Regions from separate parts of the Homo sapiens genome. Here regions 2 and 3 are each linked to region 1. Evidence: chromatin contacts called from ENCODE Hi-C or POLR2A ChIA-PET data. All regions are on one chromosome and are shown on one strand. Each heading gives the region's core, a stretch centred on a gene start or an enhancer-like site at or near the end of the contact. The rest is flanking DNA. Distances are from core to core; before and after follow the strand shown.

Region 1 (3,259 bases), core at 249-2,748:
CCCTAGGAATACTCAGAGGCCACAGCCAATTCTCAAATGTATTAATGGAAAGCTACAATAAACATGACCCCCATCCCATTCAATGGGGTGAATATATGTGGGGTTTAGAGCCTGGTTACTCAAAAGTGTTCTTCCTAGAGCAGCAGCATCAGCATCACCTTGAAGCCTTTTACACAGACAAAATTTCTGAGACCACGCTCCTGGCCTACTGAGCCAGAACATGCGCTTTAACAAGATCCCCAAGGGAATTCATATGCACGCACATTTGAGAAGAATCAGTCTAGATTTAGACTCTAGATCTCTGGACAAGTAGTTCTCAGTTGAAGATGGGGCACGATTTTGTCCCCAAGTGACACTTGACTGGAGACCTTTGATCATCACAACTGGGAATGGGCATGAAAGAGGGTGGAGGGTAGATGTTACTGGCATCTAGTAGGTAGAGGCCAGTGATGCTGCTCAATATCCTGCAATACACAAGACAGTCCCCCACCATAAAAGAATTACGCAGCATAAAAAGCCGGCCATACTGAGGCTGAAAACCCCTGCTCTAGACCAATAGACTCTGTTGTTTTAAATACTAACATTATGGGCAAAACCCAGTGGCTCAAGTCTGTAATCCCAGCACTTTGGGAGGCCAAAGTGGGAGGATCACTTGAGGCCAAGAATTTGAGACCAGCCTGGGCAACATAGCAAGACCCTGTCTCTACAAAAAAATTAAAAATCAGCTAGGTGTGGTGGCACACACCTGTAGTCCTGACTACTTGAGAGGCTGACGCGGGAGGATGACTTGAGCCAGTAGTTCCAGGCTGCAGTAAGCCAAGATCGCTCCATTGCACTCCAGCCTGGGCAACAGAGTGACAGCCTATCTCTATTAAGCAAATTATAGACTATAAGCATTGGCCAATGAGAACTAACTGCAGTATCCATAAAACTGAAACTTGAAAGATGAAATAATTTGAAAATCAGTAATAACTCAATAGCCATGCACATAACTGATGAGTGGCAAAAAAGAAAATCTATCTTGAGAAGCTAAGGATTTAATAGCAAAGATTTTTTTCTTTCTTTCTTCTTTTTTTTTTTTTTTTTTTTTTTTTGAGATGAGGTCTCACTCTGTCTCCCAGGCTGGAGTGCAGTGGTGTGATCATAGCTCACTGCAGACTTGAACTCCTGGGCTCAAGTGAAATTCTTCTGCCTTAGCCTTCTGAGTAGCTGGGACTAAAGGCATGAGCCATCACACCCAGCTGCAAAGATTTTTTTAAAAATAAACTAAACCCACTGTCATCAACCTCACCCTACTCGTCTCCTCCTGTCCTCTCTGCACCTTGCTCTGGTCAAAACATTGCTTCCTGCTTCCTGTAAACCTCCATGCCTTTGTGCAGTGTTTTCTCTGCCTGGAATGTCCTTTCCCCTCTCCTTCATCTGGCATATTTCTACCTCTTATAGCCCCAAAATGTCACTGGCTGCTGCTCTTCTGAGCACTGCCCCTTTCCCTCCTGGCCTCATTCCTCCCCTTTCAGCCTCCAGCATCTCTCACTATTGCACACACATTCCTGGGTGTCCATGTCTGTCCGTACCTGCCCTTTGCTTAAGAGCCTACCCTGGGGGAATTACCAGGACTGAATCCCACTCCAGAGTCTCTGTTCATTGGGCTGGGTGAGGCCTGGGCATTTGTATTTTCAAGCACCTAAGCCAGCGTTAAGAACCATTGTTCTCAGACAGAGGCCAGTCTCCTCAACTCAGGGAACTCTGAGGCTGCCCTAACCAGAGTCTCTATTTCAGAATCATTTCTCACCCTCAGCATCTTGACCTCTTTACTTCCTAGCCATATTCCCAAATGCTCCATTCACACACAAAACCAAAAGAACAACTGCAATAATTTTCCTTAATAACTTAAGTCTATTTGTTTAAATTTTGGAAAAGACAGGGAATGATGAAGCTGAAATTGATTCACCACTAATCCCAGAGCCAAGGGGTAACCACTGGCATATTTTAGTATTTCCTATCAGTACTGTCCTGGGGCATAGTCATCCATAAAGTCACACCCTGTCCTGCAGATGTGCCTCTCTTCATATGACTACTCCTCCTTGGAATGTCTGCCCCCACCTCCATCCCTTAGCAAGCTACTGGAAAGTCCTCCATGCCTTCACTCTAAGCGTCTTTTTCAACGTATTTTCCTGACTAATCTCAGGTAGATGGAATGTCTTCTCTCATATCTTCGTTTCTATAGGACTGTACATCCACCTTGATTTTGGTGCTGATTACAAGCTGAAAGTCTCCTGCAGGACTGTGAGATCTATGAGTGTAGGGATTCATGAATTTTTCTCATGCATGCTTTTTGGTTTGCATTTTAATCCCTGATGCATAGCACAGGGCCCGGCTGGAAGACAGCTGTAGTCAATGTTTATTGAATGTTGAATTTGCTTCCGCAATTGAATTAGAGAATAAGATATGCTCCTTGGTGAAGCCATTCTAGAGGGTGGCAGTTCAGCAATTGCTATGGCATATATATTTTAATCCCATATATATATATGTATTTTTTCTTTTTTTGAGGCAGAGTCTCACTCTGTCGCCCAGGCTGGAGTGCAGCGGCGCCATCTCGGCTCACTACAAGCTCCGCCTCCTGGGTTCATGCCATTCTCTTGCCTCAGCCTCCCGAGTAGCTGGGACCACAAGTGCCCGCCACCATACCCAGCTAATTTTTTTGTATTTTTAGTAGAGACGGGGTTTCACCGTGTTAGCCAGGATGGTCTTGATCTCCTGACCTCGTGATCCGTCCATCTCGGCCTCCCAAAGTGCTGGGATTACAGGCGTGAGCCACCACGCCCGGCCGGCCTACAAATATATTTTAATTTGGCTTTCTTCCTTTTTATGCTTAACATTATTCACCAGGCACAGTGGCTTATGCCTGTGATCTTTAGCACTTTGGGAGCTGAGGTGGGAGGATTGCTTGAGCTTAGGAGTTTGAGACTGGTCAAAATAGTGAGATCCCATGTCTAAAAAAATTTTTTTTTAATTAGCCAGGTATGGTGACACATGCCTGTAGTCCCAGCTATTTGGGAGGCTGAAATGGGAGGGTCGCTTGACCCCAAGTGGTCGAGGCTGCAGTGGGCTATGACTGCACTATTGCATTCCAGCCTGGGTGACAGAGCAAGACCCTGTCTCCCCCCCACAAAAAAAAAAAATTCACTGTTCTTTGCTTTTGCGTTACTAAACAATTCTATTTTGATTGAAATCAAAATGATAGCAAACAGGCATAGTG
Region 2 (3,259 bases), core at 529-3,028, 47 kb before region 1:
TTCTTTGTGTTGAGTTAAACAGGACTTATGTCTACTATGTATAAATGTGACATCCAAGCTATCAAAGAAAACCACATGAGCTTTTCAAGGCTATGTGTGGTTAAATTCTTAGCAATTTGAGAATATTAATGTTGCAGTAAGGATGTGTGTATGTGTGTGTGTCCTCTGTGCCCCCTCAGCTCCCATACTGATGTCATTTATCACTTCCTTCTCTGTGACTTAACATTTGTTCATATTTTGCTTAGCTAACCACCTACTCTTACTGACATGAATCAGAACCTCGTATGTGACATGGGATGACTCAGGATAGGACAAAGGTCGCTCTACTGTGGGTCCCATTCATTACCTAGAGCCCACCTGACCTCATGCCCAAGCTAATGAGGTCAGAGGCAGCAGTTTGCTGCCTCATTGAACTTCCTGTACATTTTCTTTTTTTTGTTGTTGTTTGTTTGCTTGTTTGTTTTGAGACGGAGTCTTGCTCTGTCCCCCAGGCTAAAGTGCAGTGGCGCAATCCGGTCTTACTGCAACCTCTGCCTCCTGGGTTCTAGAGGTTGTCCTGCCTCAGCCTCCCGGGTAGCTGGGATTACAGGTGCCCGCCACCACGTCCGGCTAATTTTTGTATTTTTAGTAGAGACGGTGTTTCGCCATGCTGGTCAGGCTAGTATCGAACTCCTGACCTCAGGTGATCCACCCGCCTCAGCCTCCCAAAGTGTTGGGATTACAGGCGTGAGACACTGCGCCCGGCCATCCTGTACATTTTCAACCCTTGGCATCAGTAGCAGCATCCGACCAGCAGGTGGCGCAGCGAGTGCAAGAGCCAAAGCCATGGGAATTTTTGTATTTTCTAAAAATCAGAGACAAGTGAGATGTTATATAAACACCTTTTAAAATATGTATAGAGGTTGCCAGATTTGTTTTTAATTAGTGTATTTGGAAAAACACAAATGCATTCTCATTTGTAGAAAATTTATATAACACAGTTAGAGTGAAATTTCCCCATCCCTACGTCCTTACCAAAAAGGAACTTTTATGTTTCTCTCTCTTTCCGGACTTTTTTCCATGCACTAAAAACGTATAATACTTCTAGGAATATAAACATTTTTTCCAAAAATGGATCATACTGTATTATTTTACAAATTATTTTTCCACTTAATACATTTTAGACATCTGTGTGTATTTGTGTATGTGTACACATATTTATATTATTTCATTGTTTAAAAATTTCTGCCTAGGATTCTATTGAATGACTATTACATGGTTTATTTAACAGTTTTTCTATTGAGACGTTAGCTGTTTTTCAGTTACCCGCTATTACAAACAATGGAATCCACGTCATTTATGTGTATTTCTCTAATACAGATACTTAGCTGTGAAGATATGTATTTTTTAATTGTTTAGAAAGACACTCAAAAGAGGCAGACTGGGCCTGGCCAGTCGCTCACCCTTGTAATTCCAGCTTGAGGTCAGGAGTTCAAGACCAGCCTGGCCAACATGGCAAAACCCCGTCTCTACTGAAAATACAAAAAAAAAATTAGCCGGGCATGGTGGTGGGAGCCTGTAATCCCAGCTACTCAGTGGGAGGTTAAGGCAAGAGAATCGCTTGAACTCGGGAGGCGGAGTTCGCAGTGAGCTGAGACTGTGCCACTGCACTCCAGCCTGGGTGACAGAGTAAGACTCTGTCTCAAAAAGAAGAGTCAGACTAGAGGACTGCCACGTGACGTGAGGATTCACAGTCAGTAATAATCAGGGCACTATGGTCTGGCTGTCAACTGTTCCAGAGGGAGGAAGCTGGTGACGTGGACACACAGCTATGTCCACTCACCTCCCAGCTGCAGTCAGCACAGTAGCTCATTTGACTCAAAGTCAAAACCACCAGGGTCCCGACAATCCAGTGTCTGCTGAGGAGGAAAGTTCTTTATTTGTTATCAGATGGAGTGGTGTGACCACTGCAGGCAGCCAGTGAAAGGAAACAAGGATTGGAGTGAGCAGGCTGGAGGGATTCTGATTGGCAGTTGTGTTCACAGCTGTGCATTAGGGGCGGCGGTCTGTGGTGGAGTGGTTTTAGTTCCTCACGTATGATGTATTCCCTGATTTGCAGTTGGCCGCCCGATCCCTGTTCGTCAGACTCTGAACCCGACCCAGGAGCAGATTGAGGAGTTACATCAGACCTATATGGAGGAACTTAGGAAATTGTTTGAGGAACACAAAGGAAAGTATGGCATTCCAGAGCACGAGACTCTTGTTTTAAAATGACTTGACTATAAAAAAAAATTAAAAAATAAAAATAAATGACTTGGCTGTAATAAGGCATAAAGAAGGATAAGAGACCATCCTATTGTGAGAATAAATATTTTAAAGACGTTTATTTTTTTTCTTTTGCCTGTGGCATCAAATTTGCAACAGAAAAGTATTATTTATGGCGATGAATGTTGGTGTATCTGTGGTAAATAAAAACACAGATGACTGTAGGATAAGGTTGGAGATGACTATAAGACATCTAATAATTTTCCTTGCCTATGAAGGCAAAATCATTTTACAGGTTATGAACAAGTTTAGAATTATTCATGTGCTCTGAAAAACAAAAGAAAGCTTCAAAAAGTAATTACACCCGGCCGGGCACAGTGGCTCACGCCTGTAATCCCAGCATTTTGGGAGGCCGAGACAGGTAGGTCACTTGAGGTCAGGAGTTTGAGACCAGCCTGGCCAACATGGTGAAACCCCGACTCTACTAAAAATACAAAAATTAGCTGGGCATTGTGGTGGGCACCTGTAATCCCGGCTACAAGGGAGGCTGAGGAAGGAGAATCGCTTGAACCTGGGAGGTGGAGGTTGCGATGAGCTGAGATCGCACCATTGCACTCCAACCTGGGAGACAGAGTGAGACTCTGTCTTAAAATAATAATAATAATAATAATAATAATAATAATAATTAGACCCTCTTACTAAACATCACAATAACTTAAGGTGGTGTTTTCACAAAATGTGACAACTGTTGTTCACAGCCAGCCCATTTGGGAGACACTGTGTAAAATAGTTCGCCATATACAGCTAGAGGAAATATTTTTTTCTGCTTGAACAGGACATTTGTTAGTGAATAAAGATACTTTTAATACTTAGATAGTTTGAGCCTTTGGTCATATCAACAACAAATTTTTAAATACTAGTGCAGGATTTTTTGCCATTTTCAAAATGGGATGAATCTGTCATACGAAAACTCATGTGGACAGGAGAATGGTTCCTCATTTCTATTCATGCTTAG
Region 3 (3,259 bases), core at 382-2,881, 33 kb after region 1:
TGGGACTACAGGCGCCCGCCACCACGCCCGGCTAATTTTTTGCATTTTTAGTAGAGACGGGGTTTCACTGTGTTAGTCAGGATGGTCTCAACCTCCTGACCTGGTGATCCGCCCGCCTCGGCCTCCCAAAGTGCTGGAATTACAGGCGTGGGCCACTGCGCCCGGCCGTGGGCAGGAGATTCTAACCCATGCTGTCACTAACCTTCGGCCTCAATCAGGTGCCTGATGTCTGACGTGAAACCCCCCTGACTTCCCACCATCCAGCGTCACATTCTTTCCCCACAGGATCACATCCCAGTTATTTAGCCTCAGGCTTCATAGTGTGGCACTCCCTCATGTTCCTTGACTAGATTACTTTGTTCCATTTATTCACATGGGGACCTCAGTAAACAGAGGCGAACTCTGCTTGGGTGACCAAGAATTCCAATTCCTGAGCCTCTAGGAAGCTGCTGGAAGAGAGCCAGAACAGTTGTTTCAAGGCGCTACCAATCGCAGCTGCATCTTCTAAACTCTCCTAAGAAGCAAGAGCTTTGAGTAGCTGGGATTTTTTTTTTCTTTTCTTTTCTTTGTTTTTTTTTTTTTTTTTTTTTTGAGACAGGGTCTCACTCTATTACCCAGGCTGGAGTGCAATGGCACAATCACAGCTCACTGCAGCTTTGATCACCTGGGCTCAAGAGATCCTCCCATATCACCCTCAGCCTCCCAAGTAGCTGGGACCACGGGCAAGAACCACATGCCTGGCTAATTCGTAAAAAAACAAAATGTGTAGAGACAGGATCTCCTTATGTTTCCCAGGCAACATGGTGAGATCTCGAACCCCTGGGCTCAACGGGCTCAAGTGATCCTCCAGCCTTGGCCTCCCAAAGAGTTGGGATTACAGGCGTGAGCCACCATGTTCAGTGGAGTAGCTGTTTTCCATAATAATTATTCATATTTATAGAATGCTGACAAGGTATCTGGGACTTGCAAGCATTATTTTATGTAATCGTCGCAATAATTTTATTGGTATGGTATTATTTTCCCTATGTTACAGATGAAGATTAGGCTTCAAAAGTTTAAGTAACCCGTCAAAGGCCGCATCACTGGAGCATTTTAAAGCAGGGATGCAATTGCAAAAGCACCAGTCAGAGCTCAGAATCCTGTTCCAGTTGGGATATACACATGGACTTCACAAATGAATGTAAGGAAGATACTCTTGTGAAGTATGAATTCATCTCCTAGAAACTTTATTTCCCGTGGGCTTCTCACCCACTGAAACAAGACATTTCAGGACTTTAGGTAAAAGGCAAATATTCAGTAGAGCAACTCAGTTACTTCTCAGATTTGACTCAAATTAAAAAAACTGCATCAAATGCAACAACACCATAGGCTTGACTGTCAGACTCGAGAGAGGGTGTAGGAGTGAGAGCAAGGATTACTAACTTAGTTATTAAAGTTATGTATCAAGAACTAAGCCTGGACAATGGAGTTTCTTTCTTAAAAATAAAAAAGAAGTCCTTTCACTTTTAAAACTTTTAAAAACCAATATGTCATTGTTTTCCACTTTTTATGGCTAGGAGGATATGATGAAGGGAAAGTGAAACCCACATCTGGCAAGTAGAAGAAGAGAGCAAAAGGGAAAGCAGAGAAGTTCAAACAAAGATTTCTACCTGCTTCTGCCTGAGGGCCACTGTGTGTGCATGCGTGTGTGTGTGTGTGTGTGTGTGTGTGTGTGTGTGTATGTGTGTGATGAGTGACAGGAGAAAGAGAGAGAGAAGGACTCAGCTAGATCTGGGGGAACCAGAGCATCTCAGGCCCCCAGGAGAACTGAAGCTGCAGGTCTGTAAGTTGGGACTGTGTAACTCGGCATGAGATGATGGTGGGCAGGTGCCGTGAGAAGCCAGGGGCTAGGTAAGCCTGAAGCAGTGGTCCTTTTCCCCAAAACCTGGCACACACAGGAATGAGACCTCCTCGTATGCTTGGAAGGGAGGTCGTGGCCGTTCTGAGTGTGCAGTGGACCAGCAGGGGCCTGGGTCAGCAGATGGGGATCCCAAGACCAGGGATACCAGCACCACAGGTGCCAGCTAGAGGAACCAGCGGATCTTCCTCAAAGCCATGGGATCAGGAACATCTCAGCTCTCAAGCAGACCAGGAAGGAGACCAGTCCCTCTGTGGAGATCAGTGTGGATCCAGCAGACAAGCATGGGTCATCATTCAACCCACGGTCCTGTAAACCAGCGGTCCCCCAGCTTTTAGGCAACAGGGACTGGTTTCATGGAAAACAATTTTTCCACAGACGGTGGCAGGGGAATGGCTTCAGGATGAAACTTGCTCCAGTTCATCAGGCATTAGACTCTCATAAGGAGCACACAACCTAGATCCCTGATGTGCACAGTTCACAATAGTGTTGGCCTCCTATGAGAATCTAGTGCTGGCACCGATCTGACAGGAGCAGAGCTCAGAAGGTAATGCTCACTTGCCCATCGTTCACCTTCTGCTGTGCAGCCCAGTTCCTAACAGGCCATGGACCAGTCTTGTCCAAGGCCCAGGGGTTGGGGACCCCTGGTATAAACCACATACACCCCAGTAACCCCAGAGGCCATGTTGGAGAGGAGCAGGCAGAAGGAGAAGAGGAAGAGACCTTGAGGGACCCAGCATTTGTCTACAGGAACTGTTTAAATAATAGAATTGGAATAAACTGGTCTGAGTCTTAGCTGTTTCCCCTGCTGTGGCCCAAGCTGTGTCCTCTGAAAAATTCATATGCCAAGCTACCTCAGAAGGTGACTATATTTAGGCCAGGTGCGGTGGCTCCTGCCTGTAATCCCAGCACTTTGGGAGGCCGAGGAGGAAGGATCACCTGAGGTCAGGAGTTTGAGACTAGCCTGGTCAACATGGTGAAACCCCGTCTCTACTAAAAATACAGAAATTAGCCTGGTGTGGTGGTGCAAGTCTGTAATCGCAACTACTCGGGAGGCTGAGGTAGGAGAATCACTTGAACTCAGGAGGCGGAGGCTGCAGTGAGCCGAGATCGTGCCATTGCACTCCAGCCTAGGACACAGAGAAAGGCTCCATCCCAAAAAAAAAAAAAAAAAAAAAAAAAGAATGTGACTATATTTAGAGATAGGGCCTTTAAAGACGTGATTAAGTGAAAATGAGATCTTTAGGGTGGGCTTTTATCCAATCTGACTGGTGTCCTTATGAGAAGAGGAAATTCAGCCACAGAAAGAAATAGCAGGGATGTGTGGATGCAGAGGAGAGATCGTGTGGGGACATAGCGAGA

Evidence for each region. A loop is a pair of places that touch in the nucleus more often than their neighbours do. ChIA-PET counts read pairs that join two places held with the same protein, here RNA polymerase II (POLR2A). Pooled maps may share reads with other maps.
Region 2: a loop to region 1 is called in a map of PC-9, with 5 times the contacts of the local background. The contact joins two enhancer-like sites. A Hi-C loop is called at or near these places in 23 of 168 maps with a recorded cell type or tissue (Caco-2, HepG2, PC-9 and 13 more), 2 of 37 single-sample maps with no recorded cell type and 20 of 50 pooled maps. POLR2A ChIA-PET finds 5 or more read pairs at or near these places in 9 of 52 experiments (A673, AG04450, H1 and 6 more).
Region 3: a loop to region 1 is called in a map of PC-9, with 7 times the contacts of the local background. The contact joins two enhancer-like sites. A Hi-C loop is called at or near these places in 9 of 168 maps with a recorded cell type or tissue (Caco-2, HepG2, PC-9 and 6 more), 4 of 37 single-sample maps with no recorded cell type and 15 of 50 pooled maps. POLR2A ChIA-PET finds 5 or more read pairs at or near these places in 14 of 52 experiments (A549, AG04450, BJ and 11 more).

What each region holds. Positions count from the first base shown.
Region 1 is chr2:222,755,098-222,758,356 of GRCh38, forward strand. All of the region lies in intron 2 of LOC105373903 (a long non-coding RNA gene), which reads left to right. Among named protein-coding and RNA genes, the nearest start is that of MOGAT1, 85 kb to the left of the region's middle. Within about 2 kb of position 1,499, at least 2 of the 41 ENCODE cell types and tissues checked have a DNase peak (open chromatin) inside an H3K27ac peak, as active enhancers do; they include PC-9 and mammary epithelial cell, where a contact is called at or near this core.
Region 2 is chr2:222,707,638-222,710,896 of GRCh38, forward strand. MOGAT1 (monoacylglycerol O-acyltransferase 1) reads left to right here. Exons shown (of 6, transcript NM_058165.3): 6 at 2,099-2,293. The coding sequence ends at 2,253. Among named protein-coding and RNA genes, the nearest start is that of MOGAT1, 38 kb to the left of the region's middle. RefSeq lists enhancers at 1,653-1,947, 1,757-1,946, 1,893-2,187. Within about 2 kb of position 1,779, at least 21 of the 41 ENCODE cell types and tissues checked have a DNase peak (open chromatin) inside an H3K27ac peak, as active enhancers do.
Region 3 is chr2:222,787,985-222,791,243 of GRCh38, forward strand. No RefSeq gene overlaps it. Among named protein-coding and RNA genes, the nearest start is that of ACSL3, 71 kb to the right of the region's middle. Within about 2 kb of position 1,632, at least 7 of the 41 ENCODE cell types and tissues checked have a DNase peak (open chromatin) inside an H3K27ac peak, as active enhancers do; they include PC-9 and mammary epithelial cell, where a contact is called at or near this core.